2 separate regions of the Homo sapiens genome follow, and region 1 is linked to region 2. The links are chromatin loops, found by intact Hi-C in ENCODE. Cell type or tissue: heart left ventricle. All regions are shown on one strand. Each heading gives the region's core, and the rest is flanking DNA. Links, peaks and the distances in the headings are about the cores only.

The links. A loop is a pair of places that touch in the nucleus more often than their neighbours do. Peaks named below come from ENCODE experiments on the same cell type or tissue, not always from the same donor. Only the 100,000 strongest peaks of a DNase experiment are listed, where the experiment ranks them.
Region 1: it touches region 2 in a loop (3-fold over the local background); 20 of 110 quality-filtered maps call a loop at or near these places.

Annotation. Positions count from the first base shown.
Region 1 is chr2:172,131,890-172,137,271 of GRCh38, reverse strand. No RefSeq gene overlaps it. Among named protein-coding and RNA genes, the nearest start is that of DLX2-DT, 32 kb to the right of the region's middle. RefSeq lists enhancers at 4,263-4,956, 4,957-5,382. In heart left ventricle, for the core only: no CTCF peak of the experiment used is centred there; no DNase peak of the experiment used is centred there; H3K27me3 peaks cover 684 bases.
Region 2 is chr2:171,595,613-171,600,994 of GRCh38, reverse strand. No RefSeq gene overlaps it. Among named protein-coding and RNA genes, the nearest start is that of CYBRD1, 76 kb to the right of the region's middle. In heart left ventricle, for the core only: a CTCF peak has its summit at 2,075 (motif pointing left); no DNase peak of the experiment used is centred there; H3K27me3 peaks cover 546 bases.

The sequences.
Region 1 (5,382 bases), core at 143-5,142, 540 kb before region 2:
ATTACATCATCCAGGTATTAAGCCCAGTACCAAATAGTTATCTTTTCTTCTCTTCTCCCTCCTCCCACCCTTCATTAGATGTTAGGCTAATGTTACATCCCTGAGCTAGAGGAAATATCAGAATGGGCTTATTAATGAGCAGTAAGAAGATGTCTTAGATCTGGGATCAGGAAAAAGCCTTAAAATCACCTGACCCATTTTCTATACTTTACAGCTAAAGAAATAGAAGGACAGAGAGAGTAAATGACTTGCCCAAGGCCACTCAGTTTGTTAGAAGCCGACCTGGGACTAGAGTCCACATTTCAGACTTCTAGTTGGGGGCTGCTTCCACTCTATTACCTACATTTGTACTCGTAGGAGAAAGTTAAGGAGCCGGGGATGGGGAGCTATTATAAACTAAAGACTTTTTTTAAAAACATAGAATATGATTAAAATGCCATTTTTGGCTGGATGCAGTGGCTCATGCCTATAATTGCAACACTTGGGAACCTGAGGCAGGAGAATTGCTTGAGCTCAGGAGTTTGAGACCAGCCTGGGCAACACAGTGAAGCTCTGTCTCTACAAAATAAAATTTTTTTTAAATGCCATTTTTGCATCCACAGAATGTTTTTGTATTGCCAGTCCCAAACTTGGAGTAAAAAGAAAAGAATATTGGGATGCAGAGAGAGAGGATGAGCTGAGAAGTATTTGCAAGGGACCCTCAAATATACCTGTTCACTAAGCGTTATTTACATACTACTACTACTACTAATATCTTCCACAGAGAAATGTTCTACAGCAGTAGTTCTCAAACTGTGGCCCAGGAACCCACAGGGGTGCTAAGACCCTTTCAGAGGCATAATGAGGTCAAAACTATTCTCATACTACTACTATGATGTTTGCTTTTTTCACTCCCAATCTGTCAAAAACATAGCAGAGTTTTCCAGAGATGACACGGTGTGCGCTATGATAACAGAGTATATGTAGAAGTAGATCTAAGAATCCAGCTGTCTTCTATCCAGCAAAACACTGAAGAGATTTGCAAAGATGTAAAACAATGTCACGCTTCTCACTAATTTTTTTTTTGTAAAATATTCGTTTTCTAACACATGTTATTTATATTAATATCTAATGGATTAATTGTTCTAATTTTTAAATGAATTAACAAATATTTTTCAGTTTTAATTTCTAATACAGTAAATATCACTAAATAAACAAATGGCTTTTATGTTTTGTGGCTCCTCACTAATTTTAAGAGTGTAAAGGGGTCCTGACCAAAAAGTTTGAAAACCCACTAATCTACCATTTTTCAGCTGTTTTGCTCACATGAAATACAAATTAAATTGAAACTGTTACTGAATTTATAGTAGTTTGTTGTCATTCTGTATTTTCTTAATCAAAGTATACCAAAAGAAATCACATAGCTTAAATTGACCTTTATCACCAATGGAAATAAAATTCACATCGCCACAAGGATAAAACAAAATAAAATATCTAAAATAGAAAAACTCTACTGGACAAATGGCAAGAAAAGAAAGGAGGCTAGTAAAATACAGAAGAGACTTAAAAGATGAATAAGCCAAATGCAATGCAACTACTCCATTGAGACCCTGATTCTAACAAACCAACCATGACAAAGCTCTTATGAGACAACTGGGGAAACGTGGATACCGAGAAGATATTTCATCATATTAAAGAGTTATTGTTGGCCAGGTGCAGTGGCTCATGCCTATAATCCCAGCACTTTAGGAGACTGAGGCGGGAAGATCTCTTGAGCCCAGGAGTTCAAGACCAGCATAATATAGCAAGACTTCATCTCTATTTTTAATAAAATAATAATAAATTTGTAATGAGTTGCCTACTGTTAAGTTTATTTAGGTGTGATAATGGTATGATGACTGCGTTTTTAAAAAGAACACTTGCTGAAGTATTATGGATGAAATCATTTAACATTTGGTTTTTCCTGCAAAACAATCAGGTGGAAAGGAGAGTGAGAGAGGTGTAAACAAGATTGGCCATGAAGTGGCTGGGTGCTGTGGCTCATGCCTGTAATCCTACCACTTTGGGAGGCTGAGGGGAGAGGACTGCTTGAACCCAGGAGTTTGAGACCAGCCTGGGCAACACAGTGAGACCCCGTCTCTACAAAAAATTCAAAAATTAGTTGAGCGTGGTGGCACGCACCTGTAGTCCCAGCTACTTGAGAGGCTGAGGTGAAAGGATCACTTGAGCCTGGGAGGGCAAGGCTGTAGTGAGCCATGATAGCACCACTGCACTCTAGCCTGAATGATAAGAAACAGACCCTGTCTTAGAAAAAAAAAAAAAAAAAAGATTGCCCATGGATGGATAGCTGTCAGATCTCAGAAATGGCTCCATTGGGATTCATTATACCATTCTTTTGTATATATTTAAATAAGTCCATCATTTAAAAAAATTTAATAGGTCATCATGCTAAAAAAAAAAAAAAAAAAAGGAGGAAACCACCTGCCTAACTTATTGTTGATTTAGCCATTTACAAATCAATATGCCATATAATTTGGGGGCAGGAAATTTAAATGAGGCACTCATTTAAACTGTAAATGTAACTAAAGCATCACACTGGAAGAGAAGAACACACACTGAGCAAGAATTATACCCCAGAAGATTACAGCTCCATAAAAGGCAGGAACAAAAAAAGTCATCCTCCAAGGGGCCTCTTTGGGTGGAACACCAGGTCTGTGAAAAGAGCCTGGAGACCTTGCCCTACCTGCCCCAAGACACCCACCTGGATATCTACTGGTATCTTACCAAGTACACTAGTACTTACTTACCAAGCGTGCTGTACTTCCCCTGGGGAGCCACCAGGTTATCATAGTTAACCAGAATTGTGTGGAGCAGGAACAATAAAGAAGATGGACCACTTTACTTGAGCCCAACATCCATCTCTTAGGGCACAGTTCTCAATGATTAAAACTAACAGCTGCAAACCGAAGAATGACTTATTTTACCTTTACTTTTCTATAGTGACCACGTTTTTTTAATCTGTTGAGCAAATACACATTACAATCATTTTGGAAAAGTTTAGAATTAGTTACCAAAATGTAAGATACACAAACTCTATAATCCAGCAATTCCATTCCTAGGTAGACACTGAACAGAAATGCATATGGATGTGCATCAGGAGACATGCACAAGAATGTTCTTCGCAGCACTGAAAATGATCCAATGTCCATCAATAATAGAACGGATAAATAAATTGTGATATATTACAATCATATATTGTGAACACGAGCAAACTACAACTACTCATCAACATGGATGAATTTTATAAACACCAACTTGAGGCCGGACATGGTGGCTCATGCCTGTAGTCCCAGCACTTTGGGAGGCCGAGGCAGGTGGATCACCTGAGGTCAGGAGTTCAAGACCAGCCTGGCCAATATAGTGAAACTCTACCTCTACTAAAAATACAAAAATTAGCCAGGCATGGTGGTGTGTGCCTGCAGTCCCAGCTACTCAGGAGGCTAAGGCAGGAAAATCACTTGAAACTGGGAGACAGAGGTTGCAGTGAGCCGAGATCGCGCCACTGCACTCCAGCCTGGGGGACAGAGGGAGACTCCATCTCAAAAAAAAGAAACAGAAGAGCAAGGAAATGGTTACCATAAAAATCAGGATAATAGTTACCTGGGACGAGGGGGAGGTTGAGAAGGAGGTGATCAGGATGAGACACACGGAAAAAGATTCTGGGAAAGACAGCAATATTCTGTTTCTTAACCTGTGCAGTGTTTTCATGGTTTTTTGTAATTATATTTCTTCTATAATTATTCGTCATGCTTTAAATGTGTGTTTCATGCGCATTTGTCTGTGTGCTATCTTTTACGATTAATAAAGGTTTAAAATAAACAAATCAGCTTCAGCTTTATGTGACTATAGAAGTCCTGAAATTGCTGGACTTATGATAAGTGTATTAATACAGCTTGATTTTTGCATGAATGTATTAGTAGAAAGTTTGATTTTTGCATGAATGTATTAGTAGAAAGTCATCTATTCCTGATTTGACAAATTCTCATATGTTATTTTAAGGTTCTTCTGCCAGTTGATTTAAATACAGATTAGCTGTTGAACAAATATGTTTACTATTCCAAAATGGTGACATTTGGGTTCCAAAGTTTCACAAGACCATTCTGAGAATGACTTGAGGAGCACTGTATCATAACGAAGGTTTGATTTAGGTTGTCCCCATTTTGCTAAGCCTTATTATACCAAGTAAGCTCATTTCCAGGCCATGAAAAGCAATTCAAAAGAATTTCATATCCTCAGGATACTAGAAACCAGTACTCTGAAGATCATACTCTAAAAGTTGGCTCAGGCAAATTTCAATATGCAAATTTGTGCTTTTAAATTACACTTCATTAAAATACACTTACCAGTTTAAGTGGAGGCTGATTTTGTAACTGCATTTGGAATTTAGATTCTTACTACTTTCAAACAAATGCTATGTAAACATGAAAATTAAGTAATCAAATGATTCTTTGCCCTCCTTCTACGACACTTTTCACTTGAAAATACAAATCCTGAAAACATCCCACTAAGGAAATGAAGTCCCTCGGCTTTGGAAATATACTTTAACCAAGTGGAGAGCAGACTGCCCTGACCTCATGAAGATCACAGGCACAGGGAAACTTCACAAAGGCCCTGGGCAACTCAGCCCAGAAACTCTGCCCAGGCCCAAACAAGCCCTTTGCATTCTCCTGCTTTTACCAACCAACCCCAGGAGCCTGGCCTGTATTCTCAAGGTTGGCCTCCACTCCTCCTAGCCCTTAAGGTCCTCCCCGCAAGTCTGGCTGTAACAGGGCCTATGGTGTCCCCCAACACTCCTTTCATTACTGCTCTAGTTTGAGAAAAGGGCAGAGTGTGATAAAAGTGCAGAATGCAAGGACCAATAGCACTCACCCAACATGTGCAACAGCCCAAACTCCTCACAAGCCCGAGCCAGTAGAGTCATTAGACCCTCATTTTACAGAGAAGAGAATCAAAGCCCAGAGAACTTGTAAAATCTGCCTGAGGTGACACAGCTGACAGAGTGGAGCCCAGTCAAGCCATTGCTGGTGCCAGTGATTTCCCTGCCTCACTGCAGACTTGGCGTCTTAGACTCAGCTCCATTCAGTGGTTCAGAATTAGGGCTTTAGAGGTAGATAATCCTAGTTAGAGTCTCAGACCAATTACCTCCAAGCTATGTGACCTCAAGTAGATTATTTAACCTCTCTGGCTTCAGTTATCCAAGTCAAAGCTCAATGAATAGTAGCCATTATTATCACTTCTTTCTCAGATGCTAATCTGTAGTGTAAGCCTCTGTTCTCAAACTTTCCTTTGCATAAGGACCACCTAGGGGAACTTTTTAAATGCAGATTACTCCTGCTCTGCTCT
Region 2 (5,382 bases), core at 74-5,073:
GCCTCCTGAGAAGCTGGGATTACAGGCACGTGCTGCTATGCCCGGCTATTTTTTTTTTTTAGTAGAGATGGGGTTTTGCAAGAGCCTAAGTTGCCAAGGCTGGTCTCAAACTCCTGGGCTCAAGGGATCCACCTACCTTGGCCTCCCAAAGTGCTGGGATTACATGCATGTAATCCGTGCCCAGCCCACATCAATCTTGGCTAGAGGAAACAAAGGGGAAAGATTACTTATTTAGGACATGGACATCCATGTGTGCTGCCTTATTGCTAACATGCTCACAAACCACTAGAAAGAACTTTTTCAGAAACTTGAATTGCCTCTGTCAGATTCTCCAGAATTTCTTTTCTTCCTTCCTCCGTCCCTTTCCTGGGCCACCTCCTCCATAGGCACCTGTGTCACTGTCAGAAAACATAACAGAGCTTGTTTCTCTTGGGACCGCATTGTGCTTTAGGGGTTCTAGCCTAACCTTATCTTTTTCCTTCAGAGCAGTGTTTTTCTTGGGTATCTCTATGGAACCCATCAGGAAAGCTCATCTCTTGAGTACCCAGGAAGCTAAGAGGGCAATAGCTGGCCAGAGTAGATCAGGGAAAGGCAAGGGAAAACTCTATGCTCACCACTTAGCTTACTCCTACAAAGTGTGTGCAGCCCATATCCAGCCAAGTTATGACTTGCCTTTGAACAGTTAACTGAGCATGATACTGCCTGATTGAAGGGTGTGGAAAGGAAACCAACATTTGGTGAGCTCCTGCTCTGTACTCTGTACTAGTTACTTTTTACATTATTTTATTCAATCTTAAAAAATGCAGAGAGACAGCATTGGTATTGTTGACATTTTGCAGATGAAGAAACTAAGGCACAGGGAGGCTAAATAACTTGTCAAAGCCACCAAATTCCTAAGTGGCAGAGCTGATATTCAAATCCAGGTGTGATTTATCCAGCTCAAAAAATCATCATCCTTCTCGCTGGGTAGAAACCCTGTGGTCAACTAGAGAGTCCAGATCTCTACCTTTGTTCTTGCTTTGGGTTGCTGCTGCTATCCAATACAGAAGGACTTTGGCCTTGAACTGTAAAAGTCGTTCTTTAGGGTAGGCATTGCCATTGCCTGATGTGTTAGTCCAGGTCCTCTGAGAAGCAGACACCAAGATGGAATTAAATGTGCAAAGATTTTATTAAGAAAAATTCTGCTGTGAGAGACATGGGCAGGAGGAGAAGGCTGAGAGCCGTCAGATGGCAATGCAAGTCCGATCTCAAAGAAGAAAAGGAGGGAAGGTTGGATGAAGCATCCTGGACCACTGAGCAGTGTAAGGAAGGTTTGGCAAAAACCTTCAGCCATAAGAGAAGTCCCACATCTCCAGGAATGAGCCTGCCTTATTATCCCCTCCCTGCTCAGTTATCGGCTGGGAGGCGCGACGGGCAGCAAGGGTCTTAGTGCAAATGCTGGGACGGACAAAAAGTGAAAGACAACCCACAGAAGGTGAGAAAATATTTGCAAATCATATATCTGATAAAGGACTTGTCTCCAGGGTATATAAATAACACAATTCAATAATAAAAAGATAAATAACTCATTTAAAAGTAGGCGAAGGATCTGAATAGAAATTTCTCCCATAGACATATACCAATGGCCAATAAGCATGAGCAGATGCTCACCATCATTAGTTATTAGGAAAATGCAAACAAAACCACGATGGGATACACGTCACACTCACTAGGATGGCTATGATAAAAAAGAGGGACAATAACAAGTATTGGTAAGAATGTGGAGAAATTGGAACCCTTATACATTCTGGTGGGAATGTTAAAGGGTGGAGCTGCTTTGGGAAACAGTCTTGCAGCTCCTCAAAAAGTTAAACATCTATTTATTCTGTCTTTCTTGTATAAATTATACCTCAGAGCAATCAAACTATTGATGAGTCATTGTTTTCTTGATAGATTTCAGCTAATAAATAAAGAAGGAATGATAGAAATCGAGTCTTATCATTTTGCAACTGCTCTCACGTACGGGTACAGACAATGATCACCAATGGGCTGCTAACATTACAGACAACCAGGCATTGTGAGCCCCCTAGTGGAAGTTCACCATGTATGACATACTGTTGATAAATAATCAAACCTGAATCCAATACAGTAGACACTAGCCACGTGTCTATTTCCATTTCAGTTAACCTCTATGTGCTGTCCATTATGGTGGGCACTAGCTGCTTGTGGTCAACTTTAAATTAATTAAAATAAAATAAAAATAATTCAATCCCTCGGTTACACTAGCATAATAGCCACATGTGTAGATATAGAACATTTCCATCATCACAAAAAGTTCTATTGCACAGGGCTGAAAATCTACCCGTTTATAGGAAGTACAGGGGACTAAAGAACATAATTCACACAGTGTAAGGATTCTATCAGCAGATCTAGGATGTGGGAAACTTTATGGGACAAATGACCCAGTTCTTTCAAGAAATAAATTACAAAGGGGAAAAAGGAGAGAGGAAAGAACTTCAATTGAAAGAGATTGAAGAAAAACATCATCAAATGCAAAGCGTGACCTAATTTGGATCTTAATTGTAAAACTCTGAAAAGCATTAGGGAGGCAATTTGGGAAATTTGAACCTTGGATATTTTATGGTCTTAAGGAAACATTGTTATTTTTTAGTGATATTATGGTTATGTTTAATAAAAGAGTCCTTATCTTTTAGAGATACATTCTGAAAGGTTACAGGAGGAATAGTCTAGATTTTTCTTTAAAGTAATACAGCATGGAAAAACAGTTGACTAGGGTATAAGATTTGCCATAATGTTGATAACTCTTGAAGTTTGAGACTCCATTAAATTGTTCCCTCTATCTTATGTTTATGTTTGACATTTTCCATAAGAAATGTTTTAAAAATTACTGGTTTTAAGTTTATTTTTATTTTTTTTCAGACAGGGTCTATGTTGCCCAGGCTGGCCTCAAACTCCTGGCCTCAAGCGATCTTCTCACCTCAGCCTCCCAAGTAGCTGGGACTACAGGTGTGCCACCATGCCCAGCTAAGTTTATTTTTAGAATCATAAACTAGGCCTGATTTTTTTGCTGTTATATCTTTTTTAGTCTCCATGTGAGAATGTTTGAAGCATAGAAGTAAATGGTTAAGACAGACAGGTGCGGACCAGGGAACAGGCTGGCATGTTTGGGAGATGGCATGCACAGCATCTGGCCACTCTTTAGGTGCTCATTAGTAAAATGTATGTGTCTTTCAAATAATTACTATCTTGTTAATAGGAAGTTTTAATTCAACTGAATAAATTCAATTCAATAAATTTTCAGAACAATTTGATAAATGTCTCATGAAGCCAATGTATAATAAAGTATTTTATCATTTGAGCACTTGATCTGTGCATAACACTCCCCTGGAGTCTGTGGATGATCCAAAAGAAAAAATAGGGAAAACTCCTAAAAAAATTATCTGGCCTTGTTAGAGAGGTAGGATTTATATGTATAGAATAATTATAGGAAATGACTAGAGGATTTCTGAGGATGGTTTAAAAAAAAATAAAAAGGAGAGTTGAAAAGGGACTTACAAAAAAAAAGGTAGCCCAAGGTTTTGCTCTAATCTAATGTTGTTGATAATGACAGTGTAAGATCTCAGAAAATGATAACCCAAAATGAAGACCTCAGAAGCAGCTCTCTCTGACCTTCTTCTCGCCTCCTGTCACTGGCCTCTCATTCTCCCCCAAGGCTAGCTACTGAAGAAACTCTTTGGCAAGGTGCATCTCAGAAACCAAAATCCATTTCCCCTAAAGCCAGCCATAAAACCTAAACATATTATTCTAACTCCACTCCTCCACCCACATCACCTTTCTGTGTAAAAACTGGCCATAAAGAAGCAATTTGACCTAGTTTGTCTGATTGTAGGTCATAAGATCTCCCCATTCCAGAGAGGGTCCAGCCCCATACCCAAGAGGAAGGAAGGCTGCACAGAGGCCAAGAAGAACCTAAATAGAGGCCAGGTGTGTTGGCTCACACCCGTAATCCCAACATTTTGGGAGGCCAAGGTGGACGGATCACCTGAGGTTGGGAGTTTGAGACCTGATGAAACCCATCTCTACTAAAAATACAAAAATTAGCTGGGTGTGGTGGTGCGCACCTATAATCCCAGCTCCTTGGGAGGCTGAGACAGGAGACTCACTTGAACCCAGGAGGCAGAGGTTGCAGTGAGTGGAGATCACACCACTGCACTCCAGCCTGGGTGACAGAGTGAGACCCCATCTCAAAAAATAATAATAATAAATTAAACATAAATAAATAATAAATAAATAATAGACAGGCCTTCTTGGGTTTCCCCACTCAGTCTATTATAGCTCATAGCCTTTCCGTCCACATTTTGGTGAACCTAAGCATGAAAGTAGACAGTTTCATCCGTATCTTTGGGTCTTCATTCCGAAGGCTCCTGTGTCATGTAAAACTATGGTCAAATACATTCATATGCCTTTTCTCCTATTACTCTGCCTTTTGTCAGTTGATTTTTGCAAACCTTTAGGGGCCACGGGGAAGTTTTCCCTTGGCTCTTATAACAGCTAACACAGGGCTTAGTACACAGCCAGCCTTTGTATGAGGCACTCACACTTTACCTCATTTAGGCTCATATTCTTGGGCAGGAAAATCGAGATCATAGTGGCCTGTATATTTTTCTCCCATATTTTAACTGTAGACACCAGGAATATCACTCCTCAAGCTTGCCTCACTCAACCTGAGCTGGTCTTTGCACACATACACGTGCCTGTGAGGAGGTGGTGGGGGAGTATGGGGAGACTGGGAAGATGTAATGGAAGCAAGACTCACCCAAAGGAAGCCCTTGGGCTAACTCACTATGGTGAGACTTGGTGTGAACTGGTGAGCTGAGCCAATGTACTTTTTTCTCTAGGGAAACTGATTTGCAAATACAGAAGGAATTATCTGCCTGGAAGAGGAGAGAGAAGGGAGCAAAGGCATAAAGAGCAAGAAGCTGAATCACATTAATGGCTAAACGCCAGCAGAAAGCTCCTGTGACTCAACCTGACTCTCCATTCTGATTTTTCCAAGGTCTAGTTATTTAGATTTTTCAAGTCCTCTTTGCACATTTATTCTTTTATAGCTAGCATGAATTTCAGAGTCTTAGGACTCAGATATGCAAAAATGTTTTTCTAATTCAAACTGTAGCATTTAGTTTAGACTCAGTCTCTTCTGGGTAAGTAAACATCAACTATGAAATTCTCCCTTCCTTCTTCTCCTTCCTTTCTCCCTGGAGAGATATGAATTCCCAGGTGGAACACAATGGGAGTGTCCATGGAGTGCTGGCATTAGGAGGAGCTCTGGTCTGAGCTTTGCTCACCCTCCCCAAGGGACCCACATGGTCCTAAATGATCTTT